2 separate regions of the Homo sapiens genome follow, and region 2 is linked to region 1. A link is a loop called in an ENCODE intact Hi-C map of the cell type or tissue named here. Cell type or tissue: endothelial cell of umbilical vein. All regions are shown on one strand. Links, peaks and the distances in the headings refer to the core of each region. The heading gives the core; the rest is flanking DNA. Region 1 overlaps GRM1 (glutamate metabotropic receptor 1). Region 2 overlaps GRM1 (glutamate metabotropic receptor 1).

Evidence for each region. Peaks named below come from ENCODE experiments on the same cell type or tissue, not always from the same donor. Only the 100,000 strongest peaks of a DNase experiment are listed, where the experiment ranks them.
Region 2: a loop joins it to region 1, with 4 times the contacts of the local background. A loop is called at or near these places in 2 of 110 quality-filtered maps.

What each region holds. Positions count from the first base shown.
Region 1 is chr6:146,351,313-146,363,165 of GRCh38, forward strand. GRM1 (glutamate metabotropic receptor 1) reads left to right here. Exons shown (of 8, transcript NM_001278064.2): 4 at 938-1,184; 5 at 6,214-6,382. Among named protein-coding and RNA genes, the nearest start is that of RAB32, 190 kb to the right of the region's middle. RefSeq lists an enhancer at 6,372-7,571. In endothelial cell of umbilical vein, for the core only: no CTCF peak of the experiment used is centred there; DNase peaks (open chromatin) are centred at 6,769, 7,569 and 10,459; H3K27ac peaks cover 3,395 bases.
Region 2 is chr6:146,285,338-146,297,190 of GRCh38, forward strand. All of the region lies in intron 2 of GRM1 (glutamate metabotropic receptor 1), which reads left to right. Among named protein-coding and RNA genes, the nearest start is that of RAB32, 250 kb to the right of the region's middle. In endothelial cell of umbilical vein, for the core only: no CTCF peak of the experiment used is centred there; a DNase peak (open chromatin) is centred at 5,204; H3K27ac peaks cover 1,395 bases.

The DNA.
Region 1 (11,853 bases), core at 2,616-10,615:
TCACTGCAGAGAGAAGCAAATTTCAGGAACCAACTAAAGTCTCTGAATTATGCCAGTGATGTTTTCCAAATATATTTTTTGTTTTCCAAACCTCTTACCTTTATTTCAGCAAACCCAGTTGGTCCCAAAATTTCTCATCCATATCTAAGTCCTGAAGTCTAGGCTTCCAATATGGAGCTTATATCTAACACAATACCATTCTTGCAAACCTGCTTGGCAGTAGGGGAGTTTTTGATCACCTGTGACATAGGTAGAAATGATTGCAGGGTTTTTGAAATTCACAGGTAAAATCTAAAGGCTAAAATTAATGTGTAGTGTGACTCTTCCATCAAGAAACATTTTACCTGAGTTTCCAATAACTAGCAAATCTGATTTAAATATTTCGGCCCCATCAACCGTATATAAGAAGAGATTCATACTGACCAGTTCTAACTCTGGATTTTTGTGGCCCTAGAAATGAAAAAAAAATAGTGGAATCACCAAAAGAAAATACCATGGTTTAGATAATGCATAAATTGAATTCCTGTAAACTGTAGATTGTCATAAAGGAATCAAAAAATGTTTTTCCAGTACCATGATATAGGAAGATATTTAATATAAGTTCCTGTGAACAAAGAGGGAGTAAGAGTTATTTCCATTACTCCTTCAGGATTTCTTTACAATATTCAAAAGTCCTTTATTTTCGCCTCTGTGGAGTTTGTTTTATATCTCATAAAACCATTATCGAATAGAGAGAATAAAACTGAATAAATCATTTGCAGGTGGAATCTGCTAGAGCTAGCCACAAGTACAAAGCTTGCACAGGTGGGCGTGGCTTCTGCCAGTGTCATTGCTCATTCCCTTCCTCTGAGAACCCCCAAAAGCATTTGAGAATTAAACCTGGGAGCCTAGTCTTTATCATTGTGACCTTGGTAGTGATCTATTTTTATTGTTACAGGCAATGAAAGCTTAGAAGAAAACTATGTCCAGGACAGTAAGATGGGGTTTGTCATCAATGCCATCTATGCCATGGCACATGGGCTGCAGAACATGCACCATGCCCTCTGCCCTGGCCACGTGGGCCTCTGCGATGCCATGAAGCCCATCGACGGCAGCAAGCTGCTGGACTTCCTCATCAAGTCCTCATTCATTGGAGTATCTGGAGAGGAGGTGTGGTTTGATGAGAAAGGAGACGCTCCTGGAAGGTAATCTTTTCAGTAATCAATCTAAGTAACCTTGTGAGCCTTCCTGTGCCAGACAGATGGCAACTGTGGCTTCATCTGGTTCCATGGTTTCTGGGTGCCATGAGGATAGATACAACTAGGTAGCAAAAAGTCCAGGGATAATATCAGATGAAATTACCAAAGACCACACCACTTTTTAAGACATTAAAATACTTCTTTTTCAACACCCAATACCCAGTATTCTACCAGTGCCATCCCCTAACTCACCTATCACTTGACCCTTTTTCCAGAATGCTTGGGACCTTCCTGCAAGCCCAGGAACCTAAAGAAATTACACTTGGCCAGCAGAAACCTCTCAGACCTTGCCAGCACCAGGCCAGCATCTTTCTGATTGATTGACTATATACCATTCTGGTTATGAAATATTTTGAATATTACACCTGGTTAAAGAGCTCAGTATGCAAAGAGAACTAAGTCCTGCATATGTGTCCCTTCTCCTCAGGCTAACCTATGTTTGTGCTAACATATGTCTTGGAGCAAGAAAGGAAACAACTTTCTTTTTGGGATTGAGCCCCTATGGCTTATTAATCAAACAAAAAGCAGATGAAAAGTAAACCAAGGTATATACATAAAATCCTCTCCAAGCCGTTTTACATACAGTCTGCTCTGCAATACTTGTTTTGATACTACCAGTTAGCTCAAGCATAATTGGTACATAGGAAATTTTGTTAGTATCAAGAATAGTTGTGTTCATTCATAAACAGTTTCTTAGGAAAGGCATAATCAGAATGGCAGAAGAATTAACACCTTCAGGAAGAAGGAAAAAGGCCCTCAGCTTGGCTACCACTCAGCAAGCCCAGGGTCTTATAGGCCCTGTCACCTGTCAGTCTACGATGTCCCAGACTTAGAGCTTTTTAGAAAAGCATATGCTGTGTTCAAGTGGAACATCAAATCATTTAATCTTCATTGCTGTAGGTGGATCATTGTCTTTCTTTTACAGATAATAAAACTGGGTATCAGAGAAACTAAGGAACTCACCTAATGTCCACAGATTGCAAGCGGTGGAGGCAAGTGCTCTCACTCTGAGGCTTCTAATCTTTTACAACATCACACTGCCTTTTAGCAGATCCTAAAATTAGGCAACGTGGCTGGCAATCTTCTTTTCGGTTTTTGAGAAAGAGTCTCACTCTGTTGCCCAGGCTGGAGTGCAGTAGCACAATCTCGGCTCACTGCAATTTCTGTCCCCCAGATTCAAGTGATTCCCCTGTCTCAGCTTCCCAAGTAGCTGGGACTACAGGTGTGCACCACCACACCTGGTTACTTTTTTTGTATTTTTAGTAGAGATGGGGTTTCACCGTGTTGGCCAGGCTCATCTTGAACTTCTGACCTCAAGTGATCCACCCACCTTGGCCTCCCAAAGTGCTGGGATTACAGGCGTGAGCCACTTTGCCCGGCCTGGCAACCTTCTTAATGTCATTTCAGAAGTACTGTAAGGGACTGTTTGACCCTAAGTAAGTCTCCATGTATCTGTTTGTGTCAGCTTGAAGTCCTGCACTTAGGGAGTACCTTGTGAGAGCTAAGTGGATTCTCCCTGTTAAAATCTGACAGCTCTAGGAAGGATAAACGATATCAGTCATTGTCAGCAATTAAAATGATCAATTTATCAGATTTCTTCCAAGCTGCTAGTTAGATGGGAGCAGGTTTTGACTGGAATGCGAGTGAGGTAGATGGAATGATTCAGGAACTGGGCATGTGAAAAGCTTCGAGGAAATGGTACTAGGAGCAACAAGTGAGTCTGAGGTTCAGAACATTGACTACCTGCCTCTGTAAACCCTCTTTCATCCTGTGTCCCACTGGACCCTAGGCTCAATAAGGGTCAGAATTAGAATGTAAACCTTCCTTCATGATTCCCAAAGATAACATACAATGTGCCTAGCACAAGGCCAGATGCATTTTTGACACTTCATGTATTCAAGTTTACTCCTCTTCTCTCTCTACAAGTTATCTAAAATGTCGGTGCATAATTTTAGCTTGTTTCTTCTCCATCTTTAATTAAATATTCAAATGTTACTTAAGCTTTCCCCTGGGTCTTTTCTTAGGGATCATATCCTTCTGCTTGCAATTGGTTGGCATAATCCGTTTTCAATTTCTGTTTCAAAAATCTCCCTGTACTTCCTCCTCCTGTCATACCATCGTTCATGCTTTTGGTCCCTCTTGTAATTATTTCAGTTAATCATCACACAATGTAAACTGAATGCATTGAGAGGATGTTGTAAATATGTAATTTATAGCATAAAAATTCCAAAATAAAAACCAACATGCCTGGAAGGAACCCTGGGGTCAAAGGAAAAGGGCAGTGTTCAGTAATACACACAGTATGAGGAAGGCTTCTTAAAATGAAGTCAGTATTTTTCCCTGGATATTTTTCCATAGTTTTTTTCCCAGCTTTTGGGACTTTTTAAAAAAATGTGTTTTATACCAAAATATTGTGAATTTTTTTTGTTTCTAAATGCTAATGAAGTGTGAACTGATTTCTCTTATGAAAAAGCAAATGAGGAAGCTAAAATAAAAGTCTTTGGAAACTGATTTAAAGGAAAAAGACATTCTAGAGCCAGCATTGCAGCAAAGCCTTCTTTGTATGTGAGAAGCTGTATTAATGTAATCTGAAATAAAACACAAAAATTCCTGGAAATGAAAATGGAAATTACTCACATCAAGCACTCACAACAGCACAACAGGTTCTATAGCTCTAATGAATCTAAAATGGAAAGATATCAGAGGTGTAGATTAGTGTCATTGATCAACAGGATGAGTGTGAGCCAGCAGCCCACAGTTAATTCTCACTTGGATATCACTCAGAAAGATACTCTGAATAACTTTCTGGTATGTCTAGCAACTGGGGGCTAATAACTCTTTATCAGTCAAAAGTCAACACAGCAAAGAGATGAATAATGTGCTCTGGGTGTACCATTCTCTCTTCTCATTCTAAGTGCATTTTGTTTACCTGGCAAAGGAGAGCTTTCTTTACTTTCCCAGAATACCTTTTCTTTTAGGGGACAACTATTTGTAGAAATTGCAAGAATCTGGATGTGGAGAAGCCATTAGCTACCCTGTGGGTGACAGAATGCATTTGCACATTAAGAACAAGCAGAAAACCCAATCAACTGACATTCCTTGTCTAGATTGAAAAACAAACAAACAAACAAAAAAACTAGGCCAGATACAGCCAATAGATTTCAGATGCCAACTTAGTTTGATTGGCTGTAGCCTCCTGGAGTGTTAGGCTGAGAGGGATTGTGAACATGAGTCAGTTTAGAGAGAAAGAATTGCAGGAAGGATTAAGCAGGGGCGTGTGAGAGGGGCGAGGGATGAAGAGAGCTGATGAAGAAGAGTATGTGTTGATTAATTGCCATTTCCTTCAGTCAAGCACAAAGAGCAAGAGGCCGTGACTCATCTTCTAGTCCAGGAGGACGAGCACTTTGCATAGGTACTGCAGAATAGAATCCCACTTTGCAGAACTAGTAAGGAGCAACCAAGCATGCAGCTTTGGGAAACTGCAGCATTAATTATAGAGTGAATAGCAACATGGAAAGGAGATGTAAGAATGCCAGAGTTCCCATGACTGAGATATAAATGGTTATGCCAGTACAAAGTTGTTCTCCAGTATTCGTATAGTAATGAAAATAACCAGAGTATTTTAGGGCATTAATAGTAATAGAAATATGAATGAAATCATGCTATTGACTTATAGATTGTCTTCCTTCATTTGGGATGCTGTAGCAAAATATCATAAACTGTATGGTTCATAAATAACAGAAATGTCTTGCGCACAGTCCTGGAGGCTGGAAAGTCCAAGAACAAGGCACCAACAGATTTGGTGTCTAGGGAGGACCTGCTTTCTGGTTCACAAATGGCACCTTTTAATTTTGTCCTTGTGTGGTGGAAGGGGGCTAGAAAGCTTTTTAAGGCTGCTTTTACTAATCTCATTCATGAGAACTTTGTCCTCATGGCCTAATCACCTCCTGAAGGCCCTTCCTCCTAATACCATCACCTTGGGGGTTAGGATTTTCAGCATATGAATGGAAGGGGGTGAACATAAGCATTTCGACCATAGGACATATGCATTTGTCCTGAATATAAAGCAGTTTTTTACATGTCTATCTTAATAAATCCCCACAAGAACCACGTGAGGCTTAAAGAGTTTAGTGGCATTCCTAAGTAGTATAATCTACTGTTAAAATGTTAGAAAAGAGACCAGCTTGTACATTCTGATGTTAGATCTTGCGTTCTTTAGATTGCATTGTAGAATGTCCTATACCATATACATATATGGTGTGTGGTGTATAACATGATGTTTTGATATACTGTATGTATATAGTAATGATTACTATAGTGAAGAGTTCTAAGTGCAGGTTTTGCCATTGTGTAGTGTTCCGGCATTTCAAATTACTGAAATAACTGATACCAGCTATTTGGTTTCAAAAATATTTATCCTAATCAGGGAAGAGATTAGTTTAAATGTCAGTGCACAAGACATTAAATCCTCAACATCCTTAGTAATTAAAGATGCCTTTCTCAGATTTCTTGCTCTATTAGCACCTTAAAAACGTTCCAGACTTGGTAAAACTCATCCCTTTTAATACAGTGTAATGAAAATGACAACTTAATGTGAAAAAGAAATTTGGATTAATCAAATAAAAAATTAATGTTCTTATTGATACTTATTCAAAGAATAACTTAATAAACCATAATTGGAAGGACATGATCAACTTAGCAAACATAGCATTATTTTTTGGAGGATAAGCAGAGAGAAAAGTACAAGAGTAATTTAATTTTTAGTGAATATGGATGATACACAGAGATTGAAGAATGGAATATACACATTTGGGATAATCAGAGGAAACATAAGAAATAAGCTAAAATATTGGCAGTAGCTGATTTAAGATGATTCTAGCTTTCTCTTGTTTCTATTATTATCTACTTACCAACTTTCTTTGTTTTCTACATTATGTCTATATTCTATAAGACATGCACATTGTGCTCTTTGTAGGTATGATATCATGAATCTGCAGTACACTGAAGCTAATCGCTATGACTATGTGCACGTTGGAACCTGGCATGAAGGAGTGCTGAACATTGATGATTACAAAATCCAGATGAACAAGAGTGGAGTGGTGCGGTCTGTGTGCAGTGAGCCTTGCTTAAAGGGCCAGATTAAGGTAAGCCACAAATGCATTCTTGCATGGTATCTGTGAGGAGGTTGGCTGCCTGGACATTAGTAAAGAACAACACAGACAATTTTAAAAACATAACTGTCTAGAAAGGGTGTGCCAGGCTTACAGTTTTGGCTCTTGAGTTTAGGTAAAACTGAAAAGACAAAGATTAGGAAACAGAGTGAGTAAACTCTTAGAATATTTGCATAGTCTTTACTTGAATCACAATGATGGACTGGAATCTTTAACACAATCTTGGCAGGAAACGGATGAGTAATCAAATTTTAAAAATCAAAAACAGAAGTAAATGTGAAAACCAAAGTCAATAATAGTGCTTAGTCATAGTTCTAGCTATTGTTAAAGAAAGCAGAAGCTGAACAATGCTAAATAAGCAAACAACCAAAATACCAGAAGTTGAAATAGGGTAACACAGACTGCTTATCATTTTCCGTTTCTCTACCTAGTCCTTTGATTCTTTTGAAACTGGCATTTTTTTCTACAAAAGACAGCGTCCCCACTTTCTAACTATTTTCAGGAGCTATTTGGAGGGTGGGTGGGGCAAGTGAGTAACTATGACATCAGTATATATAGAAAATGACAACAAACAAGCATCAAATCCTCGGCGGGGTGTGCTAAAGAGGCTTCTTGATGAAGAAAGCATGGAGGCAACACTCTCTGTATCCCAGGCTATTTAAAACCAAACTGGGGGATGCGCTAGGAAATGGAGCATAGGGGAGGGATTGTGAATGGCAGGGTATGGATTAGATGACCTAATAGATCTTTCCCATCCCTAATTTTCTGTGATTCATCTTGAGGCACAGACAGGCTGTCACGTAAATGTCTCACAGCACAGCTGGAGCTGGGGTAGATCAGGCGTGAGGCTCTGGCTCCTGCCATGCTGACATGCCGCTGTACCATTCTTTGCTTGGGAGCTGCAAAAACACCCATGGAGGAGAGATGCTCTGATAAGTTCACTGAAGGGTCCCCAGGGCAAGAATCCAGTCATATAATGCTAAGTTTAGACAGAGGCTGGACATGCTTTATCTCAACTGACTAAAGAAAATGCAGGATCTGCAACCTGTACCAGCTTTTGGCAGCTGAGAAGAGCTATCCTGGTGGACTCAAATTCTCAGTCACTCCAGCCACTTGGACAAAGAAAGAAACTTCTGAGATGAGTCATCCTAGTTTTAGGTATCTTGTGCCTTCTCTGCAGAAGTTATATTAAAAATATTTGATAGTTGTTATGACAACCAGTCCATCAGCATAGACTCCATTCTCATGCTGTGACACAGTACTGGAGGCCTCATGCCATGGCTATGGTAAATCTTTGAGTTGGTGGATCATGGGAAGGTTTGGCCAATGTGTTCTACATGGCTGGGGTCATGTGGGGGATTCAGGAGACATGGAGACACTGCTAGCTTCCAAGCAGTGCAGAAGTATTTCAGTAGTCTAAGAATGTGTAAAAGTAGTATGTATGGGCTGATTCCTGACTAGGTGGAATACTTCCACATGAGGCTGCTGATGATATAAGGTATGTTCTCTGAAATCCACAGGCCCCACATTTCTCCTTGCCTGTTATCATGAGATGCCAGACCAAGGCATTCTGGTTGCATCATCTTTTCTGAATAGTGGGAAAAAACAGGATTATCTGTGGACTGAAGTCATAAGGTGGGGAGAGGACAGAAGCCCTGAGCACATGCACTTCTGCCACCCAAAGGATGTCACATGTTGGCTCAGGCTGCCTCTCCAGTGTGGGTGTAGCATTGAGTCTATTGTGCAGACAATTACTGGGAAACAGTTTTTGGAACTGCAAAGTTCAGTTTTGCAGGTTATATATGGAAAAAATAAAACCTGGCAGGAGAAAACAAATTGTTGCAAGGATTTGCTGTCCTCAAGCTCCCTTTCACAATTCCTTACTGTTACTCTGACTGCCAGGTGACCATGAATGGCTGCTCACATACCACGTGTGCTCCCCTTTACACCTTCCAGAGGAGAGGCCTTTGTTCTCCCCAGTTCAGGGGCAAGGCTGTCCGCATTTGTCCCTGCACCTAGACACTGAAGTGTTTCTGCCATCATGTTTGTGCTATGCCCATGCGTGTTATCGAAGGAGATCCCAGAAGTTGTTGCTGAGCCATTACAGAGCATTCACTATAAATGCAAAGCTCCTGGGGGCCAATTTTAGAAAATTGTATACCCTGCAGAAGGAAAATATGCATGCTCTCAATACCAACCTGGAATGGAGGTGAGGGGGGATGTTTGTTTTGTTTCTCATAAGCACCTTGGGAGGTATGGAAACAAATGAAATTTGAGTCGTATTTACCAAATAATATTATGCACATTCTAACATCACTAATTTGCCACCTACCAGGCCCAGGATGCATACAGCCAGATCAGTAGCCACTGTCAAGATATAAGAGAAACAGGCAGCTTGCAAGGTGATTGTAGGACATACACTTGTATTAACTGGGAAATACAGCCTTTAGGAAAGGGTTATTTTAAATATCAAATCCATTTAAACTGCTAAAATAATAATTTGATGTCTTTTCTGATAACCCACAGAACTTTCTTAAGATCATTTCCTTTGAAGTAGTCAAAAATCCAGTTTTCTTATGTTATTGATTTTTAGAATTATAAATATATCTTATAAATATAATATCTCATGGAAGAAGAGAAAAATTTTTGTCATACCACAAACACAGGTGAATAAAATAATACTTTTTATTGTTGTGTGTAACCTTAGGGTCCACTCAGGAAAAAAAGAGCCCATGTCAGATGGTTTACTAGGGGAAATTTAATAGAAGAAAATGGTCACAAAAGTAAAATGGGGTACTGAGGCAACTCAAAGGTGACCAACAGCAGCATCTACTCCCACTCCAGAGCTACAGGGACCAAAGGAAACCTCACAGCTACTACCTCTGAGCTATCCCTGAAGTGGGAGAGTGAGGGCACCCTGGTTTTTCTCTTCTGCCTCCCATTAGTTGCTCCTATTTTACCAAACCCATCCAGAAGACAGCTGGCAAGAGATCCTGGAAAATGTAGTTCACAAGTATCTTAGCTCAGGTTCCCTTGAACTTTACCAACTATGCAAGGATTAATTGCTAATACATTAATGGAAGATTCAATCCTAGAGAAACAAGAATAAGGGGGAAAGGGAAGTGAGGTATGGAAGGATGGGGAAAAGCAAAACAAACAAAACAAGGTGACATGTTATTGAGCAGGAGATTGCTTCACTGAGCATAACTAATCACGTGGCCTCAAGAGGTCACTGGATAGGCTACTTGGACTATTGGAGGAAGGATGGGAGAGGAATGAAAGTGTTCACTTCATCCTATGTTCTGCTTCGTGTGGCCAAAGTTTATGCTCACAGGAAGTTACAGGCAGCTACTGAGGAAGCCAGAGCCCAGGACTTGTAACACAACACTTCTTCAGATTCTGAAAGCAATGTGAGGAGTGAGAGCCTAGGTGGGTCTCCTATGGTCTGACCTGGGTCCTGCTATGGTGAGTCCAACAGGGGCAGTTCTGGAGCCCAGAGCCTACTCAAAGGGAGAGAGAGACAGCAAGAGATGACAGAAGATGAACGAGCAGTGACTGAGACTGCAGTAGCAGTCATAACAGCAATGTCTAGAACTCTCCGAGTGCTGATAGCCAAGGGCCCAAGACACAAGTACAGCCAAAGAGAGTCTGGGGCAACAGATAAAATCTGAACAGTGTTATGCAAGCAAACATCAGGGGCCTTGTGTGTGTGCTGGTCTCACATACAGAACCCACTGCTGTTTTCCTTGCTGTAGTGAAGGACAGGAAAGGGGTAGAAAGGGGAGGAAAGGTAAAGGAAAAGAAAATGCTGGAAAGGAGAAGGGAAGTAATGGAGATCAGGGACTAACATTGGTCAAGTATGTTCATAAGCAAGTACAATAGATGATTTACAGACATCATTTCAATTACTCCTTAAAAGGACCCTTTTAAAGCAGGTATTATCATCCCCCCATTTTATAGACGAGGGAATCTGAGACCCAGAGGGATTGAGTCACTTGCCCCTAAGCTCTCTCAGCTAGAAAGTGCCAAAGCTGGGCTTGGAGCCAGCTCAAAGCTGTTATCATCCCACGGACACATGTTGTTCAACTATCTTTCATTATATGAACTGGCACATTTCCTTCAAATGCATATTTCAATTTCTAAGCCTTTATTTTTTCAATAGCTCACAATAAAATCATAAGTAATAATCCACTTTTAAAATGCCGAGGGAACAGAATCCAGAATTCAGCAAGCAATATTTGTGAAGGAGGCTGGAAGAGTTTAATAGAGACTGAGACATTGACAGAGAAGTGAGGGAAAGGATACTGAAGATTGATTTCACTGGCCTCCTGTTCTTTCTTCCCCTCTCTCCTCTCTCTGCTCTCTTCTCCTGCTTTCTTTTTCGTCTTAAGTTTGTATTTGAATTCTTTTCTCCAAGACGTTGGTTTTGGGTTGGGAGGTTGCAGTAAGAGAATAGAGGTAACCTTACCTCTTCTTATCATCACCCAGCCAATCATGACAGAATTCTGGAGATATTAGGTGAATGTGGCACACATCATAAATGTTTCTCCTCATTTACACATGCCCTATTGCTGTAAAGTGGCACCTTATTTATATAGAACAAAGTCCACTTACACATATCTTACACACTGTAGACTTTAGAATTAACTGTTTTCATTTATGAAATAAGACATTCCGGCCGGGTGCGGTGGCTCACGCCTGTAATCCCAGCACTTGGGGAGGCTGAGACAGGCAGATCACGAGGTCAGGAGATCGAGACAATCCTGGCTAACATGGTGAAACCCCATCTCTACTAAAAATACAAAAAGTTAGCCAGGTGTGGTGGCAGGCGCCTGTAATCACAGCTACTCAGGAGGCTGAGGCAGGAGAATGGCATGAACCTGGGAGGCAGAGCTTGCAGTGAGCCGAGATAGCGCCTAGGTGACAGAGCGAGACTCCATCTCAAAAAAAAAAAAAAAAAAAAAAGACATTTCATCTGATTTTTTGGAATTATCTACTAGAGACATAAAATTTTCATCTTAAAAGGCATTAGAAATGTGGCCCTAAGAAAAGAAGACTGCTTAATTTAAACCTCTAGCGTGCTCCTTGCTCAATTTTAGCTTCTTATATGACTGATTTTTTCATGGGTGAGCAAAGAGGCCAAAGAGCAGATTCATTGAGAATCAAAGCAAAGGGAACATGATCATTCTCATTACGACCTAAGATACGCTTAAAAATGGATGGAACTAAGAGAGTCCACTAAGAAACCATTTATATTTGGCTGGAATTGGAACGTTAAATGTGCCCAGGTTTGTGCTGCAAGCATTATTAAATAATGCTGCTACAGGAGTTCGTATCTGGCTTTTCCTGTTAGTAGATATAGCTACTTGAGACAAATTGCCAGTGGAGAAAACTTATAATTTCTAATAATATCCTTCTTTAAAAAAATTAAATTGCTCATATTA
Region 2 (11,853 bases), core at 1,870-9,869, 67 kb before region 1:
ATCACCAAGTTATGCTGAGTGTAACTCCAAACAAAGCTGCACTTCTCCTTGTGTCTACTGTCTCAGAGTGACAAACACCGTAACCTGTAGTCTAGACTGATTTGCTAGCTTCCAACTAATTTATCTGGTTTTGCTTCCACACACTTTTCTTCTGTTTTCCTCACAGAGTATTTTTTATTTATTAACATGAATTAGATCTCTTCCTTTCTTCTCAACCTTTCATTAGATTCATATTGTGCTCAGGAAGAACTATAATCTTTGACCCTGAAAGCTATGCTATTCTTATCTCTTTGCATAGTATTTCTGCATGGTGACCTCCGTTGATTGCACTATATTCTATTTTCATTCATACTTCAGGTTGTTGTAAGAGTTGTGATACAGTACATGTAAATCACTTAGAATAGTGCCTAGCACATAGGTATATAGTTAGACATTTTTATTAGGTTTCTCCTGCTGTTTATTTATTTCATGTTCGCTCCTCTGCTAGAATTTGAGAACAGGAGCTGTGTCTATTTTGCTCAATAGTTCATAGCTTAATAGCTCTTAGTACGCCTGGAAAATTGGATATGCATATTTCATATTTTTAATACGTTGAATGAAATCTATATTTAATGAGTTCTAGCCTATAGGAAGTTATTTTTTTGCATGGAGTTGAAACTTAGCTTCTATCCAAATGTTGAGCTTCCCACACCTTTAGAACATTCAAACTAAGTTATACTGTCATTGTAATTAAAAACAGTGATATCTATATCTGTCCTGCTATCACAACTGAATCAACATTAAATTCATCAACATCTCTTTTAAAAATATTCAATTTAAAGTACTTTAAACACTAAAAATTTATAAATCCTAGTTATTTATAAAAGTCATTACTGACACCTAAATATGTAACTATTTTAAATTTCCTCCAAATTTCCAAAGCTGTCTATTCTAAGAAAACTCGATACATATAAAAATACAAAATGGAAAGGAGCTAAATGAGGAGGTACTTTTAAATTTATGAAATGATATTTTATTTTTAAAGAATTTCACATTTAAATAGCATGTGACTTTAAAAAACCTATCTACTTGCTTATTTTATCAGAAAGTTAATTGATTAGATTAGATTGGATTTAGATAGATTGCTAAAATGTCAGGATTATCTCTATAAACTAAATCAAGTACTTGTGTTTTATTAATACAGTAACTGCAAGTTCTTAAATGAATCACAGGAATCTTTGCAAGAATGAGTTATTTAGATTTTGCCATGTGTCAGTGGAAAAATACACTTTCAGTTAAATTACAAATGTGGCAACTGAAAGGGCTTCATGTTTAGATATAAGGAAATAAGTGAACAATTGGAAAGCGTAGTTGTTAACAAGTTTTTGCTGCAAGGAACTTGAAGATCCACTTTTAAAAACCTGGTTCAACTGACATTGATGACCTCCACAAGTTACAAAAGAACCACGGTGATAAAAAGTTCTGGAAGAATGTGCTGCTTCTGAAAAATGTCTTAAAACTGACAGCCTCTTGTATAGATTTTTATGAAATAGTAAACAACCTCAAGTGAAAATAATGTTAAATGGCAGGCATATTATCCCTCTAGGGGAAAATATAATGAAAATAAAATGTTTTAGAAGTGTATAAACATTAAGCAAGATGGCAAGATGAACAATGATTCTTTATTTTTGATTAGTGTGGACAGGCAATTCAATCATTTGACTCAGGGAGAAAAAAGAATACAGCTTCAAAGTTTTTGTGGCAGATTATTGCTCGAATAATCTGTAGAGTGCTGCTTCAGTTTTGATTATGAAGCTATTGGCCATTGGCCAAGAGGAGTTTCTTTGTAACGGAAAGAGGAGTTTTCTGTAATAAGTAGGGTTTAGAGACTCTTCCCATAATTTTGGCTTGGAGTTGTGATGAAATCAGTCTGGGGCAACCTTCCTGTCTTATTCTACTGATAACTTTTCACCTTATATAAGAGGTCAGGGTCCTAGATAAGTCCTTCTCTGGGACCTTTTACTTTCCTTTTTCGTATTGCATTTAATCATTTAAGCATGAAATTATTTCACCACATTTAGGAGGGTCTTAAGGTACAGATATAAAGTTTCATTTCTTAAACTAATTCAGCTTGTGTACTATTTATGGCTGTTTGTATTGGCTTCAGTTTTCTCACTCCTTCGTTTATCTCCTATACTTCCACCAAAGCTATCTCTAAAAGAGATTTTATGTTGGCCTTTTTCATCAAAATATTCAATCTCCAATGAATTTAGCATTCCCCAACAGGATGTGCCAGTCCCTTGAAAATATTGACCCAACTCATGTTTACAACATAAATTTAGCCTCTCAGCTTTACAATGGGTTGTTATAAGGGAAAGAAAGAGGGAAGGGAGTCAGAGAGGAAAGTGTGGTAATAGAAGAAGAGGTCAGAGTTTTACAGCTTCTGGTTTTGAAAAGGGAAAAGGGCCACAAGCCAAGGAATGCAGACAGCCAGTGGAATTTGGAAATGATGAGGGGGAGATTGCCTTCTAATGTTCTCAAAAGGAAGACAGTCTGTTGATATCTTTGTCTCAACCCAGTGAAATGCATTTTGGATTTCTGACCTCCAGAACTGTAAGATAATCAATCTGTGTTGTTTTAAGACATCAAGATTGCAGTAATTTGTTATAGCAGTAGTAGGAAACTAATATAGATTTGGCTGCCTGGAAGTGGGTTGCTGATGCAACACATACATAGAAATGTGAAATGATCTGGGTACTTGGTCAATGAGCAGAGGCTAGAAGAATTTTAAGGAACATGATAGAAATGGCTTAGATTGTCTTGAGCAGACCGTTAGTGAAAACATGGCTGTTAATGACCCTGTTAAGGAGTACTCTGGAGGGTGTGAGGAGCCTGGTGGAGAATACCCAAGTCATCATGAGCAGATAGTAGGTAGAAACAAGGATGTTATAGGCAATGCTGGAGAGGGTACAAATGGAAATGTGGACCATGCTACTGGAAAGTAGAGGAGAGAGGATCCTTATTTTACAGTGGCAGAGAGCTTAGCTAAACTGTGGAAAGCAAAACTAAGAACTTGGATATTTAGCTAAGGTGACTTCCAAGCAAAGTGTTCAAAATGCAACTTAGTTTCTTTTGGTTACTTATGCAGTCATGAACCATAGAACAATGGCTTTTGATTTTTGTTTTTTTGGTTTTGTTTTGGTTTTGAGATGAAGTTTTGCTCTTGTTGCCCAGACTGGAGCGCAAAGGTGCGATCTCGGCTCACTGCAACCTCCGCCTCCTGGGTTCAAGCGATTCTCCTGCCTCAGCCTCCTGAGTAGCTGGGATTACAGGTGTCAGCCACCATGCCCGGCTAATTTTTGTATTTTTAGTAGAGATGGGGTTTTGCCATATCGGCCAGGGTGGTCTCCAACTCCTGACCTCAAGTGATCTGCCTGCCTCGGCCACCCAAAGTGCTGGGATTACAGGTGTGAGCCATCGCGCGGGGCCAGAACATTTTAGTCAATAATGGACTATGTATACTACAGTGGTCCTGTAAGATTATAATAGAGGTGAAGAATTCCCATCACCTAGTGATGTCATAGTGGCCATAATGTCTTAGTACAATGCACTGCTCACATATTTGTGGTGATCCCAGTATAAACAAACCTACTGCACTGTCAATTGTATAAAAGTGTAACACTTATAATTGTGTACAGTGCCTAATACTTGATATTGATAATAAATGACTGTTTCTTGTTTATATATTTACTATGCTATATGAATGGTTATTTTGGAGTATCCTCCTTCTACATACTAAAAAAAAAGGTTAAGTGTAAAATCGCCTCAGGCAGGTCCTTCAGGAGTTATTCCAGAAGAAGGCTTTGTTATCATAGGAAATGACAGCTCCATGTGTGTTAATGCCTCTGAAGACCTTCCAGAGGGACAAAATTGGAGGTGTAAGATGGTGATATGGAAGATCTTGGTGCTGTGTAAACCTAGGCTCATGGGTTTGTTCGTTTTCATTTTTAACAAAAAAGATTAAAAAGTTTAAAAAGTGACGTAATTAGAAAAACGTCTATGGAATAAAGATATAAAAAATTTTTATATAGCTATACAATGTATTTGTGTTTCAAGCTAAGTGTTATTATGAAAGAGTCAGACAATTTTTAAAATTAAAAAGTAAATAAAGTCAAAAGTTACAGTAAACTAAGGTTAATTTATTATGGAAGAAAAAAGTACGTTTATGTAGCCTAAATGCCCAGTGTTTATAAAGTCTATGGTAGAGTAATGTACTAGGCCTTCACATTCACTCACCACTCACTCATTGTCTCACCCAGAGCAACCTCTAATCCCACAAGCTCCATTCATAGTAAGTGTCCTGTACAGGGGTACCATTTCTTAGCTTTTATACATTATTTGTACTTATATTTTCTATGTTTAGATGTCCTAGCGTTGTGTTACAATTGCCTACAGTATTCAATATAGTCACAGGCTGCACAGATTTATATGCTGGTAACAATAGGCCATGTATATACAGTGTAGGAATGTAGTAAACTGTACCATCTAGGTGAGTGTAAATAATGCATTCTATGATGTTCACACAATGACAAAATCACATAAGGATGTGTTTTTCAGGATGCATCCCCACTGCCAAGTGAAAAATGATTGTACCTGTAGCGAAGTGTGAAAGGAAGGAAATGAAAGAGATGTTAGGCAAAAATAATGGATTTGGGAAATGCTCAGCCTGTCCAGATTACAAATATGCTAAAATTAGGAGAATAACTGTCAGGAAAACATGATCTGTAGGGAAAGCCAAGGGTGTGGCTGGACAACCTTTTGTTACTGCATTAAAAAGATCAAAAGATAAGTGTATTCGGTCATACAAGGGGCTCTTTGAACAGATTAGTGCACTTTATGGGTCTCCTTAGCCATCTCCAGAGAAACCAAAAATAGAGATCAGATTATCTAGGAAAGATCCATGGACGCAACTCTTGTTTAATGGGAAACATTTTCTTGACGTACACAAGGTTCTTCAGAATTTCTTAACAACGTAAAAAACTGACAGCTCTGACTGAAAGGGACAGAGACTATGAAATGAAGCATAACTGTCAGACTCACAAAATTATACAGGCAGGAAATAGACTGATAAACTATTCAGTTGCAAACATGTGCTACCATTCATAAAAAAGGAAGCATGACTCAGAGAGCCAAGTCTCATGACCAGAGGGCAGAGCCTGTAACCATAGGGAATTATTCCCAGGCTTTGAAACCCAATATTGTCTGGCCATTTGGGTTTTGAAATTGCTTGCGATTGGTGACTCATTTTTTCTTTCAATTTTCTCTCTTTTTGAATGGGAATGTCTATATACTGGTACTCCATGCCTGTCCGACTATTGTATTTTGAGGAGCAGATAATTTGTTTTCTAATTTCACAGGCATAGATGGAGAGGAGTTTGGCCCCAGGATACATCATGTTTCACTCATACCTGCTTTACATGATTGAGGTGATGAGACCTGGGAATATTGAGTTGAAGAAATGTAAATGAGATTTTGGACTTTGAGTTGATGCTGTAATGGGTTGAGACTTTTGGGGATGTTGGGATACAGTGACTGTATTTTGAATGTGGGATTGATACAAATCTTTATGCAACAGAGGGCAGACTGTGGTAGGCACAATAATGACCCCCCAAAAATGTCTACATCATAATTTCCCGGACCTGTGACTATGTTATATTATGAAACAAGGGGGAACTAATATTGCAGATGGAGTTAAGGTTGCTAATCAAACGAATTTAAAATTGGCATTTGCCTTAAATTATTCCTTCTCTGATGTTAAAATTATGTTAGTTGGTTTCTTTTTGTTTACATTTCCCTGGTATGCTTTTGCATATCATGTTATTTTCAGCTTTTCAATCTGATAAGTTTTATTTTAGGTGGGTCTGTTGTATGCAACATAGTTTTGGTTCTTTGAAATCCAATTTAATATATTATTTTTATTATAATGTGTGAGTTAAGCCAATATTGCTTTTTTTGATAAATATATCTTTTTGACAGAAATATGTATATATTATTTTGAACAGATATATTATATATATATTTATTTTATACTTTGTAAAGCCTTCCTTGAGGTGTTTTATCTCTTTGCTTCTGTAGTGTGCATGTGTGTATGTAGATACACACATCTAGATCTTCTGATATTTAGGAAAATTTTTGTTATTATTCTAAGAAAGTCCCCCTTGTCTTCTCTTTCATTTGCTACCACAAATACTTCTTAAACGTAACCATGAGGAAGTGAAAGACTTTTTCACAGGAAACTACAAAAGATTGCTAAAAAAATTAAATAAGACACAAATAAATGGAAAGATATGCATGGATTGGAAAACTTAATATTCAATATTTGTGGATTAGAAGATTTAATATTACTAATATGATAAAACTATCTAAACAAATCTGTAAGTTTCAATTCAATCTTTATTAAATTCCAACAACTGTTTTTGGAAAAATGGAAACATGGATCCTCAAATCCATATGTAATTGCAAGAGGTCCCAAATAACCAAAACAATATTGAAACAGAAAAAGAAATTTTAATTACTCACATTTTAATACTTCAAAACTTACTACAAAGCCATAGTAATCAAAACAATGTGGTACCAGCATAAGGACAGATATTAACATATAGTCAGGTGCAATAGAATTGAGAATCCAGAAATAAACCCAAATTATTTTCAGTGAAGAAGCCAAGATCATTCCATGGGAAAAATAGTCTCAACAAATATTTCTGAGAGGACTGGATATCTGTATACAAAATGATAATGCTGGACCCTTCCCTCACACTATATACAAAAATTAATTCAGTATAACAATGACCTAAATATAAGAGGTGAAACCATAAAATTTTAAAAGTAACCATAGGAGTAAATCTTTATGACTTTGGAATTTAATTCTTAGCTATGACATCAAATGCATTACCAATGAAAGAAAAAATAGATTAATTGGACTTCAAAATTTAAAACTTTTATACATGAAAAGACATTATCAAGAAAGTGAAAAGACAACATACAGAGTGGAAGAAATATTTGCAAATTATATATCTGTTGAGGGCCTAGTATCAAGAATATATACATCTTACAACTTAACAAAATGCAATTAAAAATAGATGAAGGCCACAAATAGACATTTCTCAAAGAAAACATACAAGTGACCAACAAGCACAGGAAAGTAGTCACATCATTAGCCATTACAAAAATGGTAATCAAAATCACAATGAGATACTATTTCATATCCAGTAAGATGGCTAGAATTCAAAAAATGTAGATAACAATAATTAATGAATTTGTACAAAAATGAAACCCTTGTACATTGCTGGTGGGAATGTAGAATAGTGCAGCTGCCAAGGAAAACAGTTTGGTAGTTCCAAAAAAGCTAAACATAGAATTACCATATGACCCAGCATTTTCATTCCTGGATACATAACCAAAAGATTTGAAAACAGATAGTCAAAAAAATGCATGTATACATATGTTTATAGAAGCACTATTCATGATAGCCAAAAGATGGAAACAACCCAAAAGCTCATCAGCAGACCAATGGATAAACAAATCGTAGTATACTGATACGATGTAATACTATACATCCGTACAAAGGAATGAAGCACTGATATACACCACAAAATGGATAAATCTCTAAAACATCATGCTAAATAAAAGAAGCTGGATGCAAAAGTTCATGTATTGTGTGATTACATTTGCATATGAAATATCCAGAATAGGTAAATCTATAGAGATAAAAAAGTGACTTGATTGCCAGGGACTGGGGACAGGGAGAAATAGGAAGTAACTGCTTACTGGGTATGGGGTTGTATTTTGGGGTAATGAAAATATTTTAGAAATAGATAGAAGTGATGATTGAAAAACATTTTGTATGTTCTGAATGATACTGAATTTTTCACTTTAAAATGGTTGATGTTATGTAAATTTCACCTTAAGTTTTAAAAATAATTGAATAATTTTTAAAAAAACAATGGAGAGGAGATGCTTGATGCAGGTGAATTGTAAACATCAGCCTGAGCTGATGTCTCTACAGGACTGACTTTTGCTAGTCCTCTAATAAAGCCAACCAGGTATAAATGCAAAAAACAAAAAAATTATTGGATTACTTGATTAATTAAATATGATTGTAATATAGTCTCTTTTTATACCTTCCTTAATTTGACTTTATATATTTTTTACAACAATATCGTGAGTGATATTGGCATATATTTTCAGAAATCTTTCAGTCTTTGACTGGTTTTAGTATTGTTATAATATCCTTAATCGGAAAGTTATAATATCCTCAGTTGGAGAATATTCATTTTTTAAATCTCTGGTTGAGTTTATATAAGATAACAATTATCTGTTCTATGAACACTTGTTAAACCATCTGGTAAATCTAGTATTATTTTAGTGAGTACATTTTAAACTACTGATTTCATTGTTAAATATACTATTGTTCAGATATTATATTTCTTCTTCAGTCTTACTAATTAAGCTTTTCTAAGAAAATGGTTAGGATTAAATTTTATTGGCTTGGAGTTAAAATTTATTGGCATCAACTTTTTCATAGTATTTTAAATAATTTTAAAAAAAATTTATCCTGTATCTGAAGTTACATTATATTTTAATTTTATGCTAAATATTGTTTTTTTGTGCCTTCTCTCTTTTTCATCCATGACAATAATCTCAGAGGATTGAATATTTCATTAATGTTTTCTAAGAACCAAGTTTTAGGTTGGTTGATCATTTTTATTACATCTTTCCCCCAATTTTATTATTTTTTGCTTTATTTTATGTTTATTCTGTGTTCTTTTCTATTTTCTTAAGTTGAAAATAAGCTCATTTATTTTCAGCTTTTCTCTTTTTTAAAAAATATAAGCATTTCTGGGAATAAATTTCCTCCTAAGAACTCTTTAAGCTACTTCCTATGAATTTCAATATCTGGTATTTTTCTTTACATTCAAATAATATGTTTTAAGTTTCATTTATGACTTCTTTAACTTCAATTTCCTTAGAAGTTTAAAGTTTTTAGTTTCCAAGTAGTTGGAGGTAGATGTGTTGGTTTTTTTAAAAAAAGATTCTAATTTAATTTATGATGCTCAGAGATGTGGGCTATATATTAATTTTTAAAATATGTTGAGACTTACATTATTAACTAGATTAATTTTTAAATTTCCATGTATGCCATCGAAACACATTCTCCTCTGTTAAGAAGGAGACCTTATACATGTTCATTAGACCAAGCATCAAGCATGTTAATTGTGTGAAAATATTCTAAATCTCTAACAAATTTTGCCAGCTTCTTCTATTAATAACAGAGTAGTAAGTTAGATTACAAAGAGAGAGATTCACATAGAGGCGAGAGATTTCTTTTTATCAATTTACTTTCTATCTTGCTATGTTACTTACTGTACAAATTTCAAATTATTTTATCTTCAGAGACACTGACTTTCTTTATTCCTAATAAAGATTTATGCCTGAAAATAAGTTGTATCTTACATTACTATAACAACCTCTACTGTGTGTTAGTTAATATTTGTTTGGTTAATCTCCTACTATCTTTTACTTTTAATTATTCAGTACATTCATATTTTAGAAAAACGTGTTACAAAAAAGATATCGATGTTTTTCTTTTTAATTTAATAGAAAGTCTGTTTTTTTTTAACCTGTGAATTTACATATAATCACTGATATATGTGGAATTAGTGTCATCAGCTTATCTTGCGCTTGCTGTTTGTCTTACCTTTCCAGTGCTCTCCCCTACTTTCCTGCCTTCTGTTGGAGAGTTTAGATATTTGATTGATTGTTTAGAATTGGATTAGTTGGATATTTTAATCAGTATTTAATTTTGTTTTGGCCATTTTTCTGAGAATAGTATCATCTATCCATTTATTTATTTATTTTTCTTTGAGATGGAGTCTCACCCTGTCACCCAGGCTGGAATGTGCAATGGTATGATCTTGGCTCACTGCAACCTCTGCCTCCTGGGTTCAAGTGATTTTCCTGCCTCAGCCTCCCAAGCAGCTGGGATCACAGGTGCCCACCCCCATGCCCGGCTAATTTTTTTTTTTTTGTAGTTTTTAGTAGAGACGGGGTTTCATCATGTTGGCCAGGCTGGTCTCGAACTCCTGACCTCAGGTGATCTGCACACCTCAGCCTCCCAAAGTGCTGGGATTAAAGGCATGAGCCACCACACCAGCCTATCCATTTCTTTTAACTATTCCATATCACTATGTTTTTGGAATTTCTCAAAGCGTAATGCTAGGTTTTGTATCTAGTTTTAGAATAATTGTCTTTTAAAAGTAAAGTTTAACTCATTTGTGAATCTGATGTCAGTTTAGTGCTCTAGTCTGTGTATGTATATGTATATTATTGAGAGATTATCTTAGTGGGCATATTTTCTTTTTTAAAAAACTTTAGGTTCGAGGGTCATGGGCAGGTTTGTTACATAGGTAAAATCATGTCAAGGGAGTTTGTTGTACAGATTATTTCCTCACTGAGGTACTAAGCCTAGTACCCAATTGTTATTTTTTTCTGCTCCTCTCCCATCCTTCACCCTCAAGGGGGCCCCAGAGTCTGTTGTTCCCTTCTTTGTGTTCATGTGTTATAATTTAGCTCTCACTTATAAGTGAGAACATCCGGTATTTGGTTTTCTGTTCCTGCATTAGTTTGCTAAGGATAATGGCCTCCAGCTCCATCCATTTTCCCGTAAAAGACATGACTTCATTCTGTTTTATGGCTGCATAGTATTCCGTGGTGTATACACATTTTCTTTATCCAATCTGTTATAGATGGGCACTTAGATTGATTCTGTGTCTTTGCTATTGTGAATAGTGCTGCAGTGAACATTTACTTGCATGTGTCTTTATGGTAGAATGATTTATATTCCTCTAGATATATACCCAGTAATGGGATTGCTGGGTTGAATTGTAGTTCTGTTTTTAGCTCCTTTTACTTTTAATTGACAAATACTAATCCTTTATATTTATGGAGTACAATGTGATGTTGTGATACATGCATACATTCTGGAATGATTAAATCAGACTACTTGACATATCCGTCACTACACATACTTATCACTACTTGGTGGTGAGAACATTTAAAATCTATTCTTTTAGCAATTTAAAAATACACAATACGTTATTATTAACTATAGTCACCACACTATGATACACTGCTAGAACTTATTCTCCCTGTTGAACTGAATTTTGTACCCTTTAACTAACATATCCCCTTTCCCCATCTACCCTGCCTCCCAGAATGGTAATTCAGAATTCCATTGATTTTAAAAGTGTCTTTAAATTTTGACTTCCGATGGCATTTCATTTGGATCCTAGGGATTTTCAATAATGTTAGATGAGTTTTTATAACAATATCTAGACTTATGGTTCTTATATAGGCTGTGTAAATTCAGACATCACTCTTGTGCATGGTGACTTTCCTTTATTACTTTTTCTACCATAGTCCTTGGACTGACTTCAAGCCTCCTCAGGCAACACTTCCAGTTCCATTCTATTGGATTTTGTAAGACTTCAAATATCCCAGTTTTCTGTTTGGGTCTCAGCTTCAGCTGTCTGACTTCTACGATTCATGAAGCCATCTTTCACATCACCAGATGGGTGTTAGAATCGATTTCCAGTCTCCAGGGCCTTACAGGCTATTGTTGATAAGCATTCCCTGATGCATATCATTTGGCTTTGATTTCTGTCACCATTGCTAGCACCTGGGAATTACTTTTTGTTTCTTGATTATATTTCATTTTTTGTATATACTTCTGTATTCAGGAGAATATCTGCATTAACTTAGTTGACTACATTGTGAAACGTGTAAACAATTTTTTTTTTTTTTGAGATGGAGTCT